Regions from separate parts of the Mus musculus genome. Here region 2 is linked to region 1. A link is a contact called in ENCODE Hi-C or POLR2A ChIA-PET data. All regions are on one chromosome and are shown on one strand. Each heading gives the region's core, a stretch centred on a gene start or an enhancer-like site at or near the end of the contact. The rest is flanking DNA. Distances are from core to core; before and after follow the strand shown. Region 1 holds the start of Zfp775 (zinc finger protein 775). Region 2 holds the start of Gimap8 (GTPase, IMAP family member 8).

What was found. A loop is a pair of places that touch in the nucleus more often than their neighbours do. ChIA-PET counts read pairs that join two places held with the same protein, here RNA polymerase II (POLR2A).
Region 2: POLR2A ChIA-PET joins it to region 1 with 25 read pairs in Patski. The contact joins the promoter of Gimap8 here to the promoter of Zfp775 in region 1. A Hi-C loop is called at or near these places in 3 of 37 maps with a recorded cell type or tissue (gastrocnemius and left cerebral cortex). POLR2A ChIA-PET finds 5 or more read pairs at or near these places in 1 of 5 experiments (Patski).

Annotation. Positions count from the first base shown.
Region 1 is chr6:48,598,981-48,606,454 of GRCm38, reverse strand. Zfp775 (zinc finger protein 775) reads right to left here and starts at 4,448. Exons shown (of 3, transcript NM_173429.3): 1 at 4,335-4,448. Repin1 (replication initiator 1) reads right to left here. Exons shown (of 3, transcript NM_001079901.1): 3 at 7,373-7,474.
Region 2 is chr6:48,644,211-48,651,684 of GRCm38, reverse strand. Gimap8 (GTPase, IMAP family member 8) reads right to left here and starts at 4,451. Exons shown (of 6, transcript NM_001077410.1): 1 at 4,400-4,451; 2 at 4,158-4,278; 3 at 842-1,499; 4 at 582-624. The coding sequence starts at 4,249.

The sequences.
Region 1 (7,474 bases), core at 3,199-5,698:
TCTAAATTTAGCTGGGTAGGATCTTGCCCCAAGGTCCCACTCCCTTAATCCGTTATCTCCTAGAACACAGGATTTTGCTCCATTTCACTTCCTGGTACTCCTTTAATACTCGAACCATATATTTTATATTTTTCCTTTCTAAGCTTGCTATGCTTGTTCAAACTTCTCTTCATAAGACTTAACCAGAGAGCCGGGTGTGGTGGCGCACGCCTTTAATCCCAGCACTTGGGAGGCAGAGGCAGGCGGATTTCTGAGTTCGAGGCCAGCCTGGTCTACAAAGTGAGTGCCAGGACAGCCAGGGCTATAAAGAGAAACCCTGTCTCGAAAAGCCAAAAAAAAAAAAAGACTTAACCAGAGAACAAAGTCTCTGCTGGGCTTTTTTGAAACTTCCTTTGACAATGCAAATAATCTGAGTCTCTTCACCTTAGCCTCAGACAGACTTTTTAGACAAGAGCAAAAAGTAGCCACATTCTTCACCAAAATTCCACAAAACCAGTCTTTTTGCCACATATTGAAATTCTTCTCCTTTGAAATCTCTTGGGCCAGGTCAACACAGTTCAAATCACTCTCTGCAACAAAGTCTTCAATATTCCTACGAGGATGACCCATTAAGCCCCATTTAAAGCATTCCACTGAGTTCCAAATCCAAAGTCCAAAAATCCACATTCTTTCAAATAAAAGCATGGTCAGGCCTATCACAGCAATACCCCAGTCCCTGGTACCAACTTCTATCTTAGTTAGGGTTTTACTGCTGTGAACAGACACCATGACCAAGGCAAGTCTTATAAAAACAACATTTAATTGGGGCTAGCTTACAAGTTCAGAGGTTCAGTCCATTATCATCAAGGAGGGAACATGGCAGCATCCAGGCAGATCAGAGAGTTCTAAGTCTTCATCCAAAGGCTCCTAGTGGAAGACTGACTTCCAGGCAACTGGGGTGAGAGTCTTAAACCCACACCCACAATGACACACCTATCGAACCAGGTCATACCTATTCCATCAAAGCCACACCTCCAGATGGTGCCACTCCCTGGCCCAAGAATATACAAACCATCACAGTGTGCTTTCCAGATTCAGTTAGTCATGGCCAACTTCACGTACATAAGATATTTTGAGAGAACTAAGAACCTCATGACATTTGTTTTAGTACACTGTCATAACTGTTATATTGAATCATTAATTGACCTTACCCTCTCTCTGTGTTTCATTTATAAATTAAACTGTCAGATGTGTGTGCTGGAAAAGACTGAATATGGTCCAATATTAGCTGCAGTTTCAAACAACCACTGGGAGTCAGGCAACACTGGGACAGACAAAATTGTCCCTTAGATAAGCGGAGGACTGGAGGGTTATGCATGTAAACACAGAGGAAAGCATCTTAAACCCCAAGGTATAGGGGCTGGAGAGGCAACTCAGAAATTGAGAGTTCTTGCTGCTCTTGCAGAGGATGGGGTTCAGTTCTCAGTACTCACATGATGACGGATAATCATGTGTAACTCCTGGGGGACTGGACCTGACTCCCTCTTCTGATCCATAGGCACAGAATATATGTGGTGCATAGACCTACACATAGGCAAAGCACTTAAACACATGAGGTAAACCTAAGTCTCTTTTAAAAAGATACATTTCCGACAGTATACAAGCATGCCAATGTGAGGCACATAGCACAACTCTCTATTCTGTCCACGTGTGACAAGAGAAACTGAGTCAGTCATGAGAGACATCTTCTCAAAGCTGAATGGAGTTCATACATTCATGTAACACAAGCTTTCAGTAAACAAGAGCCCCAGAAGTTCGAGTCCAGCCTAAGCTACATACCAAGTTCAACACTAGCCTGGGCCACATGGATCTCTATCTTTAAAAAAAAGAAAAAGTCTTTGAATATCCAGAGCCATATTAACACAGCTATTCACTTCAAATACCAGAATTTAGGGAGGCAGGAACAGAAGCTGTGCAGACTGATGGGACATAAAAATCAGACTGTGAGCCGGGCGTGGTGGTAACGCCTTTAATCCCAGCACTCGGGAGGCAGAGGCAGGCGGATTTCTGAGTTCAAGGCCAGCCTGGTCTACAAAGTGAGTTCCAGGATAGCCAGGGCTATACAGAGAAACCCTATCTCAAAAAACAAACAAACAAACAAACAAAATCAGACTGTGCCCAGCAGCCCATGCAGTGTGAGATCCTCTAGGGCCTGGGCCACACAGAGCCCTTTCCCCTCTACCAACTTAGGTGAGCTGTGTTACCCCAAGTCTGAATCATCAGCCCAAGTTTCTCCCTTGAGCCCACACCCAAGGCCAGCACAGTTCTCCAGGCCTCCACATCACACCTAGAATGGGGATCAGGAACCTAGTGTCCTGGGCCACCGGTCATCAATTCTGAGTCCAGATCTCACCATTTCTCACCTAAATGACTTCAAAAAACAAAACAAAAGAAAAAGCTTAATGCAGCTGTTCTCAGCCTGCGAAACACAAACCCCACTGGTGGCCTAAGACCATATGGGAAAACATAGATATTTACATTATGATTCATAACAGTAGCAAAATTACAGCTATGTAAAATTAAATGAAAATTAATCTTATGACTGGGGTCACCACAGCATGAGAAAGTGTATTCAATGGTCACAGTATTTGGAAGGTTGAGAGTCACCGGCTTAGTGGGTAAAAGTGTTTTGACATGCAAGCCAGTTCTGGATACCTAAGCTTGATACCCGGAATCTATGTAATCCACATGGTAGAGAGGACCAACTTCCAAAAATTCTGTCCTCTGTCCTTTGTCTGTCTCTCTCTCTCTTCCTCTATCTCTGTCTCTCCGTCTTTCTCACACACACATTCAATGAATGAATGAATAATAGTTTTAAAATTTTACTGATTTCTTGGTCCCTCCAAATCCATCTGCCACCAGAACCCAAACTGATCTCTCTCTCTCTCTCTCTCTCTCTCTCTCTCTTTCTTTCTCTCTTGCCCTTTCTCCCTAAGACAGGGTTTCTCTGTAGCCCTGACTCCTGAACTCACTCAGTAGACCAGGCTGGCCTCGAATTCAAAGATCTGCCTGCCTCTGCCTCCTGAGTACTGGGATTAAGGGTGTGGGCCACCACCACCCAGATCCAAACTGATTTTTCTAAAACTGAAATTTTGACATTTTACCCCCTTGACATACTTCAAGAGCTCTCCAACACTTGGAAATTTAGACAAAAATGTCTTGGCAAGGCCATTCAAAACATAGTCTTTGGTTAGCTTTCCCCATTGTCCCCAATATCTAGATTTGTTATGTCCTCACACACCTGCATACCTATAACTTGTCTGTCTTGCAGTGACCTTGCCCATACACCCCCTCCCTGGTCCAAATCAGGGGTCACTTTGCCAGAGACAGACATCTTTGGGAAACTCAAAACTACTGTTTAGCTATGTGTCATCCAAACAAGTACCTGTGGGGTAACTGTCATCATCCATGCTTTCTGTTACCACCAGAAGACCAAACGCATCCTAATACAGGATGCCTCTATCCCTAGCACACAGTCCAGACCCCAGCCTTGTAAACCATTACAAAACACGGTTATGAGGGCTCATTTACATAAACGTCAGCCACAACTGAGTGGTAGAAGCACAGAATCATGGAGCTTCGGAACTGACAGGACACAAATGCTATGGGATGTTTTCATGTTATTAACACAACTAAAAACCAAAAACAAACAAATAAAAATGCAGAGCCTGTCACTTGTCTCCAACCTCAGGTGACCACACCCAACTTGCCACTGCTGCTAGAGACCATTCGGACTCTGTGTCGCCAGACACCACACCCACTGAGACTGCTGCGGTCATTTTACTTGAAAGAAGTCTCAGTAACCACCCCCGAAGACGCGCACACAGTTGTAACTTCTGCGTGCTTTCCTTTTGCTTGTTCTCCGTCTCCACCCTCATCCCGCCTCGCAGAATCGCTTGTAGCCAACACTGGGATTGCTGCCCCCAGAAGCTCTTCTACACGGAAGCAGACACAGACAGGGAGCTCAGAACAACCAGATGGCTCAGTAGGTCCTCTTGGCTCTTCAACAGTCCTACCCTCCTGACCTTACTGCCCTGGCCTGTTGACCTCCCAGCCAACCTCAGGTCCCTCCCAACTGAGCTAGGAAGGGTGCTGGTGGTACAGAAAATTGGGACCCAGAGCTGAGGTGCACGCGGGACTCAGGGCGCCTCAAGGCCCGGGACCCATCCTTCCTCTACAGCCCGGTACACCGGAGCAGCACGGGAACAGCGACCCGGCGCTGGTCCGTCCCTGCACCGCCCCTCCCCGCCAGAATTGCACAGGACTCGGAGGGAGGGGGCCTGAGAAATAAATACCTTTGACTTTGTGGCTAAGGTTAACGGGAACGGCTACCCAAGGGGCGACTTGGGTACCGGGCTCCGGGCCATGGCCAGTCCCGGGGCAGGCGGGGCAGGCGGACGCGTGTGATTGGCTGGTCGCCCTGCACCGCCCCGCTGCGGATTGGCTGAACGGCTCAGATGACACTCCCGGCCCTATTGGTGCAGCCCGCGGGGCGGCCCCTTTGTTCTCCGGAGCCAATAGCCAGGGTCTGACCTCGCCTGCGGCCGCGCGGCCCTAAGCAAAAAATCAGTGAGCTGAACACTGCTGGGGTGGAAGAGGTGGCCCCCTAATGCTCTGTGCCCCGCGGAGCATAGTTGCTGTGCCCGTCCACCAGGTGCCTCGGATCTGCCCACCTTTGAGCGCTCTGCCTCCCGCACAAGCGCGTATTGATATCTGAACTCGCGGCGTAGGTGCGGGGTACCACGGTAGTGAGGTGCCATTAGGTTTCCTTGCTTGGAAGCCATCGCGGGCCAAATAGAACACAGCACTTTTAGGACCCCTCTGGAGAGTATATCTACTTTATTGTGGCTCTTTTTCTTTACTCCCTGAAAGCTATGTTTAGGCGGCATTGCTCACACTTGCCTATTGCACATTGCAGGGCTCTTTTGCCTCGTGAGGGTACAGTGAGCCATCATCAGCCAGCATATCATCAGACCACACTGAGTCATGATAAATTATGTTTGGAGCTGTTTGCAAGTGGCTTTGGAAATCATTGCATTCGGGGAGCTTTTTCTAGCTGAGAAAACAGGTCTGAAGAGGTTACCTAACCGCATCTAATTTCACTATGCACTAAGGTTCTGTTGAGTGAAATATCTTCTAGCTGCTAACCAGGTCCAGACTGCCAAGAAGGGTGATTGGTTCCCAAACACCTCCAGGAAAGTGTTTTCATTCCCACCCTTTCCTATACATCTGATAGAATTCCTCCCACCTCTGCCTTGAGTTTGGTCGCAGCTGGGTAATCACAGTGGGGTCAACTGGAAAGATACTGCATTTTCTCTCCAGAGCTACTTTGGAGGTGCATTTGGGACCAGGATGGATGTCCTGTAACCCCTACCATGGCACCAATCTGTAACTGTTCAAGCCTCTAGGCCCCCAGCTGCTGTTCAGCTGTCAAGCATTGTGGAAACTGGGGCCAAGTTTCTAGCCATTTTCCACTAAATTCATGTGCAGTCATCACAAGAGAGAGTTTTCTGTTTCTGGACTTTGATGTGTTTGCCTGTGAAATAGATGAGTGAGTTTTCCCACCTGCTTATGTGCCTTTCTGGATTTTCATTCCTACCTCTCAGAGCAGCATTCTAGTTTCAGATCCTCCACCAGCTAGTGTGGCCCAGGAACAACACTTCCTATCCAGAGTGACAGACTCTCCAGACTGACACTCAGGACCAAGGCTGTTCCAGAAGTGGAAGAATGAAGCACAGTAAGTGAAGGCTAGCCTATCTTACACACTGAGATAGTTCGTTCAAGGCCAGCCTGGAACTGTATTAGATCCTGTCTCAAAAAATAAATAAATAAATAAATAAATAATTTTTAAAAATGTTTAAAAAGAAAGAAAAAAAGCAAACTATGTATTGATGCACATACACAGAGTCTATATTATAAAATCTGTGAGGGGGGGTTGGTGCATGTGGGGGCCAGGGGGTCACATTATGCATCTTCAGGCACCTTCCATCTTGTTTGAGACAAGGTCTCTAATTAGCTGGAACTTCATCAAATAGGCTAGGTTCACTGAGGTGGCCAGCAAGATACTGGGATCTCAGTATCTGTGGGATTGTGACCCACCATACTCAGCTTTTGTTATGGCCTCTGGGAAGCAACACTCCAGTCTTCATGCTTGCAAGGCATATATGTTCTACAAGCCAAGCCATCTCCCCAAACCCAGTATTATGTGACCAAAACCAGCACACTAATTTCTTTTTTATACAGTGGTGGTCAAGGCTGAAAGGGTGAGCTGGGGAGATGGCTCAGCAGTTAAGAGCACATGCTGCTCTTGCAGAGGACCTGGGTTTGATTCCTAGAATTCACATGGTGACTCACAACCATCTATAACTCCAGTTCCAGGGAGTCTAATACCCTTCCCTGGTCTGGCCTCCATGGGTTCCGGGTACACACATGTACACAAACATACATGAAGGAAAATACAACATACACACACATCTTTAAGACAAAAGGAGGCAGAAACAGACCCGAATCTCAGCTTCTAGTAATTAGTATTCCAGGACCGTGTGCAGGTGTTTACATGAATTTGAAGGGAGAGCAAGAGCTGCAGGTGTTTACATGAATTTGAAGGGAGAGCAAGAGCGCCCGGAGCAGCCCATCAGGTGGGATCAGATAGAACTTAGCAAAGTCCATTCACAAAACAAACAGTTGTTCTTTTGCACTCCTCTGTTTGGGGACTGGTGCAGAAATGACAGGCGAGAGGGCCTGTTGGTACCTGACAAGAAGAGCAGGCAGCTGTGTGTGAAGCTATCTGTGACTCAGCAGACCAACCAGGGAGGCCCTGCCAGACAAAAATCAAACCACCACCACCTGAGCTTAGGGGACCTGCTGACTCTGAGCTGACCCCAGAAAAGGCTGAGCTCATGTCTGTGTGGATCTGTAATCAGTGTTGGGGGATGTGTGAGCCGAAAGCTATCTTGGCTGTTCACAACACCTCTTTTCCCTTTCTCACATCGCCTGACAAGGCTACAGGTGTAACCAAAGCACTTAAGGTCCACCACCCTTCAGATGAGCCTCTCGTGATGGGACACAAAGGTTGAAGTGGGAAGAAAAACAATGATAGTCTGGGTCTAATATTAAAAGACCTTGGCTCCAAAATAAGCATCCTTGCTCTCGGGTGCTTTTGCCCAGCACACAGCACTTGCTGGAGTCTGGGTATACCTCCCTCTGCCTCCAGCAAGGACTGGGAGGGGAGAGGAGGGGAGCTCAGCTACAAGCCTGACTCCTTTTTAGGAAACAGAGTGGTGTTTCCTCCCCCATCACCACAGCTCTCACAGAAAAGAACACCACCAGCCACTAGTTCTAAAACCAAATCTTTATTCTCTAGTTTGTAAAGGTGGGTAAACGGTTCTGTTTCGATCCAAGGAACAAAACAAGACCCAGTAGGCAGAAGTCATAG
Region 2 (7,474 bases), core at 3,202-5,701, 45 kb before region 1:
GGATTGATCTGCCTTTGCTGATTCGTGAATAGCATTTGTGAGATCTGCCATTGCTGATCCATGTTGGTGTTTTGCTAGAGGACTGAACTGTTGATATACTGACAACAAAAACTGGACTCGCCACCAAAGAACCATTTCTAAACAGGTTTACTTGCCCTGTATCCTAATAACTTCTCTTTTGCACTACCTCTGGAGGGTGGTGGGCTAGAGAGGAAGTTGAATGCTTATTAAAGTAGGTTGGGAAAATGTATGCCAACATGGTCCCCATCAGGAATACTAGACTTATGTCCAGGAAGAAGAAACTGAGTTAGGCAGAAAGCCACAGAAAGCAAGTCAGGCTCCATAGAACAACAGAGGAGGCCAGGGACACTTGCAGTGTGCAGCAACTTGAGCTCTGACGGCTGCTTCTGTACCGATTCACACATGTCAGGAGTCCTCTGGGAACAGGTATGGATACCCACAGAGAATGGGTCTCCATGTATATTCTGTTTCTTATTTGTTAGTTTTCCCACTTTTCTTTGGATGGGCAAAGTATTAGAAGAATGCAGACATGAGTCTAAATGTTTAGGTGATCAACTTACCACACAGAGTGTCCCCTTCATATGTCACTCCATTCCCACAACCCTAGAAAATAAAAGGGAGGATGACACACACATGCCTAAAGGAGGTCATCTTTTCACACAGTGGCAGATGGAGACACAATCTTTCATATCCAACTCATATCCTCTCAGTGATGAGTCCTTGGGTTGCTTCAGGTTTTGCTATTTCAGAAGATGCTGTGGTAATCATGCAAGCTAGTCTATTGATTTAGGTTTATCTTCTCTCCCCCCCCCAATCCTACCTGGACTCCACTGCTTTCCATTTTTAAGGGCTCAAAATATGGCTCAGGGCTTTCCATCATCAAAAGTTCAATTGCATCAAGCAGCTTGAACACCTGCAGTTCCCGCTGCTTCTTGTCTGCCTTGTTGTTGAAAGTACAACATCGTCGACTTCCAATGTTTTTAATCAACTCCTTCAGAGACTCCTTGCTCTCAATGTAGTTCCACAGGGAGTCTTCATCCAGCTCATCTTCCCGAGTGAAGACCACAATCATGTGTCTGTAGGCTTTAGGGCCAATTTTACCCCAGATGCCTTCAATGGTCTCCCTGTCCTCCTCTGTATAGTGGCCAATGGGAGTGACCAGGAGCAGCACACAGTGATCATCAGCTAAGAGCTCCAAGCACTGCTTCAGGTTCTGCTGCCTAACCTCTGAACAGCTCAGTGAGGAGAAAAGATCTGGGGTATCGATGACAATGACCTGTTTCCCTCTTACTGACACACTCTCGCTCTGGCATCTGTCGGTTACCATGTGATCACTGAACTTGGACTCGAACACGGCTTTGCCCAGAATGGTGTTTCCTGTGGCACTTTTGCCTGCGCCCTGTTTCCCTAGCAGGAGGAGCCGCAGTGTGGACGTTCCCTGGTTCTGCTTGAAGTTGCCCTCCTGACCCTGGCTGGCACTGTTGAGACAAAAGCAATACATGAGTGCTCCATCCATGGCAAGAGGAGAGGGGACAAGAGGAAAGCTGTCCTCCTTGTTCCTGAGAATTTAAACTACTCGGTTGGGAAGCAGCTCAGCTGTAAGGTCTTGCTTCACAAGTGTGAGGCTCCTGAGCTCCACAGTGGCAGGTGCTTGTAATCACGGAGCAGCAGAGACAGGCAGTCACCCTGACGGCAGTAGTCAGCTAGTCTAGCTTACAGTAGGGATGGAACCAAGGGCAAGCTAAGCCTCATCTCCAGCCCATGAGTTCTGATTACAAAGTTTGATATTTACGCTAGAGGGCTCAATGTACTCAGAAAGTTTTAAGGAAGAACACAAAGTCTCCATAAGCTCATCTCAGAAGAGGTCAATGCTAAACGTGTGCTTGCTTCATACAATTCCAAAAGCTGGGACAACATGTTAAGACATTAAAAGTTATTGGGATGAAATGAGTATAGTCTGTATGTAATTCAAACCCAAACTTGAGGTCTAGGGGTAGAGTTTTATGATTGTAATGCATTCCCCCAAAGTTGGAAACTTCATCCAACATTCAGCAGTGTTGGGAGATGAGACCTAAGAGATAAGAAGGGCATGAAGCCTCTGTTGGCCCAATCTACTCACAAGTAGATTGATGCCATCTGGTGGGAATGTGTTGCAGAGTATGAGGAAAGTGAATGAATGTGCAGTGCTGAAGACATGACCCAGAAGTTAAGAGCACTTGCTGCTCTTGCAGAGGACCTGGGTTCAGCTCCCAGCACCCACATGGCTGTTCACAACTCTCTGCAACTCCAGTTTTAGAGAATCTGAGTCCCTCTTTTGGCTTCTGCAGTAACTGCATGCATGTGTTGCATATTCATTTTTTAAGTAAATAAATCTTTTCAAATGAGTCTGTACCCCTCCTGCTGCTTCTTATATACCCACATTTCCCTTCTCCTTCTCATCATAGTACAATAATATGAAGGCCTGTGCCAGGTGTGGACCCCTTAATCTTGGACTTCCCAGCCTCAGATATTTGATGACCTGAGTATATAATGCACTAAGGCAATCCACTGGGCCTGCAAGTAGATGGACAACCAGCACTCCATCCTTGTGGAAATGTTAACTAGTGACTAGAAGTGGTTAGAAGGGTAATCTGGTTTCATGAAACAGTGTCCCCAATGCCCTCACCACGATCACACCACCTTCTCACTCCAGGCCAAAATCTGTGACCTCAGGGTGAGTCCCTTGCAACCAGTCGACAGAGAAAAGGACGACCTGTTTGGCAGATGGTTCTGTACATGTGGGCACCACCAACAGAGGACAGCTACCTCACTGTGGCCAAGGCTTGGGCATCTCTTGAGAACACGTTGGAAGAATATTCTCCCCATGGGGCAGAACTTTGAGCAGCGCACCTTGTTCATTACACTAAAAGAAGAAATGGTCAGATGTGCAACTATTACCAACCCATGGGCTCCAGCCAACCATTTGGCTGGATGGTGTGGATTTGGAAACAACATGGCTGGGAAATCGGTCTGGAAGAGGTGTCTGGAAGGACTGCGAGGAAGACAAGCAAGAGAACTTCTGAATGCCCATCAAAAACTGACCTCAGCAAAGGAAGAGCTTGATCATCAAGCTGACAGGGTGACCCATTCTGTTGGTGCCAGTCATCCTCTTCCCCAGTCACCTGATCATCAGCCAACAATCTCATCACAGTGGCCACAGTAACATGGATAGGGACTATACATGGGTCTGGTAATATCAAAGTATACAGTGCCATCTCTCTATAGCAGGATTCATGGGTCAGCAATTCATGGGTAAAAATCAAATGGGAACGACACTACTTGACCTCAGCAAAATCTTTGCTTCCAGTCCCCAAGATCTTACACTTTGTTAGCACAGAGGTCTTGGCTACAAAGAGCAAAATGTTTCCACCAAAAGACAATCATCACCCTATCCTGGCAGTTGAGTGAGTAAGTCTGTGAGTCCCGCTCTGTCTTCCCTGGATATTGCCCAAGGGTACCACGAGTTCAACCATTGGAAGGAGCTTCTGTGATTCATCCCACATCAAGGTGCAAGTGGTCCCAGAGAAAAGAGATCAGAGAGGCCTCCAGAGCCCAGCGGGGGAAGACGTTTAGTCCTAGACAGTGAGTCAGTCAGCATAAGAAAAGGAGTTAGCAGGTGAGGGCCAGTTTGGATTAAATGTACATAAACTCAAGACTTCCTTCAATACATGACTAACTGGATCTTTCTGTGAAAGGACTGGAAATTGTTCGAAGAGAGAATATAGGACATAGATACTGCCATCTGCTTCTCCAGGAGACCAACAGTCCCAGTGACAACCAGTGACTTCCTTCTGGGAGTCCAACCCCTGAGACACTCCCTGCTGGATCTTGAACCTCCCTGTCTGCCACACTTCTGTCCTCTTCTTCCTCCTTAGGTGTGAAGCCTTTCCCCACAGACCTCCTGGCAGGCAGCTGTTCCACATTCTTTCTTGGGAAAAATACGGTACATCCCTACTGGATCTGGTTGGAGTGACATAATTCCAGCTCTTGAAATCCAACCCAACACAGGGCAGACTGCCTTCCACAGTCTAAACTTATCACCCCCCCCCAAGCTATAATAGACCCCCCCCACACACACACACACCTCTGAAACATACCTCGGTCTTTCCCCCTGTCCTACTGATGCTTCACAGCTTCTGTGCTCTGCCTGGCTTCCTGCAGCTGCTCCTTGGTGGGATGAAGTCGCCATCTCTGCCCTCAGGTCAGTGGAAGCAAATCCTAAAGAGGGCCAAGAGCCACACAAGGAGAGTTAAAGATTTACCAGGCCACCCCAGTCTCCCTGGCAGGAGGATTTCCAAATGTTTCTAGGAAGAAAGAGGTTTCTAGAAGCATGTCTTACATCAGTAGAGCCTGAGAAGGAGCTCAGAGCACATAGGATGAACACGGAAGGGGCTTAGGGAGGGGCCGGTGTGAACACAAAGGCACAGGTCTTCTGGAGATGCCCTTGGGTGCCACCATGTGGCTGTGGGAGCACAGTCATTCACACTGCTACAGACAAAGATGGTAACAGAAAGGCCTACTTGGGTCTTGTCCTAGTAAGCTTCAGCTATGAATGTAACACAGACCTAGAGTCATCTGGGTAGAAAAAAAAAAAAAACAAAAAAAACACGACTGAATGATTGCCTATAACAGACTGGCCTGTGGCCATGCCTGAGAGCCATTTTCTTAATTGCTGATTTATATTAGAGTCCGTCAGGGTGGCCTGTGTCATCCCTCGGCAGGTGGCCCGAGCTGTGTAAGAAAGGCAGCTGAGCAAGCCAGAGGGAAAGGTAAGCAGCATTCCTTCATGGTCTCGGCTTTAGCTCCTGTCTCCAGGTTCCTGCCTGGAGCTCCTGCCCTGGCCTCTCTCCTGCAGATTATCACTTGTAGACTGAAATCAACCTTTTCCTCCTCAAGTTGCTTTTGGTCTTGATGTTTATCGCAGCAACAGAAAAGCAAACTAGATCAGGTCTATTCTTTGCAAAGACCAAAATCGGAAGTTTTTGATGAAGTCAGTTTGGGAGTAAAACCCAGCAGACTTTCCTCTTGGCTCATCCCCACCACCGTCTCCCTCAGCCTGGACTGATCACACAATGTAGATAAAACTACAAAGGAACCATTTGCTTTCTCCCAGAATAAAGTGCTCCCTCATAGATGAGAAAAAGCTTTCCCCCAGCTAGCAAAACACAGAAATGTTTGAACCTGAGTTTTCATATGACTCACAGAACTCACTGTGTCCCAGCGACCTAATCTGATCTGTACTTCCTAAGCAAGGGGCACACTGAGAACAGCATGGTTTCCTTGTTAGAAGTCTAAAGTGACGTGTGCTTATGCTATAAGGATCCTGAAGGATTTGGGGAACAGGGCACATACAGACTCATACACTGGCAAAGAAAACTGCCCTATCCCCCTCCCCCTCCCATTCACTCACCTCACCTTAATAAAGAAGGTCCACTCATAGAACAGTCCCCACCTCCCCTGGGCACCAGGTCAGTGCATAGAATACCATCTAATTAAAATGTTGAGGTGAAAACTATAGACTAGGATATACAGGTGCCTGTGAGGCTGAGCTAAGGGCTAGCAAGCTCTTGCTGCTCCAAAACTGAGAAGCCATGGACTTGGGGGCGGGTCGGGGGGAAGGGCAGGCGTCCTAAATGAAATAATAAGCTTTGGAAGAGTGCTTAAAGTGAAATTAAAGCTTCTCACAACTTCTTCGTGACTTAGCAGGTCGACGATTGGTTTGCTGAATGATTTTGCTCTGCGGCCTTTCTGGTTTGGCTCTAAGGAAGGATGGGGTCTCCTGCCCTCTAGTGGCCGTGTGTAACGACACATGGAGCAAATGAGAACCTGAAAGGTCCCTGCTGACTCTCCTAGCTCTCAGTAGGGACAGGACAAAGTGGGACTATAAACTAACAGAAATTGCATAAGGAGAAAGATGCGGTCATGCAAGGAGGAGTCTACGACGGCCATGAATTGTGTTAGACACAGAGGCTAATCTGTGCGTCACGCACTTTAAGACCAGCACTTGGGAGGCAGAGGCAGGTGAAGCTCTGTGAGGTCCAGGCCAGCCGGAGCTACATAGTGAAACTATGTCTCCAAACACAAACAAAAAAGAAGAGGGAACATTTGCAAGGATCCCACAGTCTCAAGTCAGGGAAGCCGCGGAGCCTGCCACAGTGAAACTACCTATGGGGTGTGAGCACCGTGGTATGTTGGCGAGCCGTGGGAGCAAGGGAGAATATGTGCTGTGGAAACCCCCACTTCCCTTCTGCAGTTGACAGACAGTAGCGGAGGCTACATTTGATGGAACCTGTGAGTGAGGAGGATGATAGCGCACTGTAATCTGGAAGGGTCAGGAGCTACGTTTCCCCCTGGGAGGTTTCTCGCTTTTGGTGTGTGGTGTGAAGACATTCAGGGAAAGTTTTCTGGAGTGCTCTGAAGATCTCCTTTTCTGCCCGCTCCTGTTCCTGTCCTGGTGCTCAGTGCTGCTTTTGAGAATGGCAGGAGCAGAGCATGTGGCTATGATGTTCACCCTGACACTTTCCATTCTGCCAGGCTTTCTTATGCACCGGACCTACCAGAGGAAGTAAAGTTTTACTTTTCCAGAGTGGTGGCAAGTCCTCCTCCACCTCCTCCTCCTCCTCCTCCTCCTCCTCCTCCTCCTCCTTCTTCTTCTTCTTCTTCTTCTTCTTCTTCTTCTTCTTCTTCTCTCTCTCTCTCTCTCTCTCTCTCTCTCTCTCTCTCTCCTGATTTATGGCGAGTTTTGGTTTGTGAGCATCTTTTCTGGGTCAGTTCAGTATAACCAACTAGATAGCTTTAAGTGAAGACTGGGACCATTGCATCCCCGCGGTCAGGGAAGCTTCCTTTCCTTGGGGGAACCCAGAAAAAAGGTGCAACTTGAGTTAATGGGGTACAGTTGGCTCTTCTTTCCCTCCAAGTGCCAGCATTCAGGGTAAATGTTGGCCTCTGGTTGAACCCATAATGCAATGTGTGTCCTTTTATTCCCTATAACTGATCTCTAGAATTGGCCTATGTTTAGTCTCCAGACACTGATCTTAAAAAACTGCCAAGCCTCTCCCCCAGCATAAGTGAGCCCCACCTCTAGTTAACACTAACCAGTTCACTTCATTAACCTGTCAACAACCAACCCTTTGCCTTCGCCCAGCTGTTCTGAATACCTGGGTTAAGCTCTGTGTTGTCAAGGTACAAATTTTCTATCTTGATTCTGCTAAGCATATATGCTTATTAAATGTAGTCAACCTGTATGTTCTTTGGGTTTCTTCTTACATTGTTCAATAGTGTTCACCCCATGTAATTGCTTATATGTCGTTTGTGTGTGGGGGGGTTGCAGGGGCTAGCCTGTATCCATGACTGACTTGGGTTTTAAGTATCTATTTTACTTAGCATGTGGGAAGCACACATGAATACTGAGTTC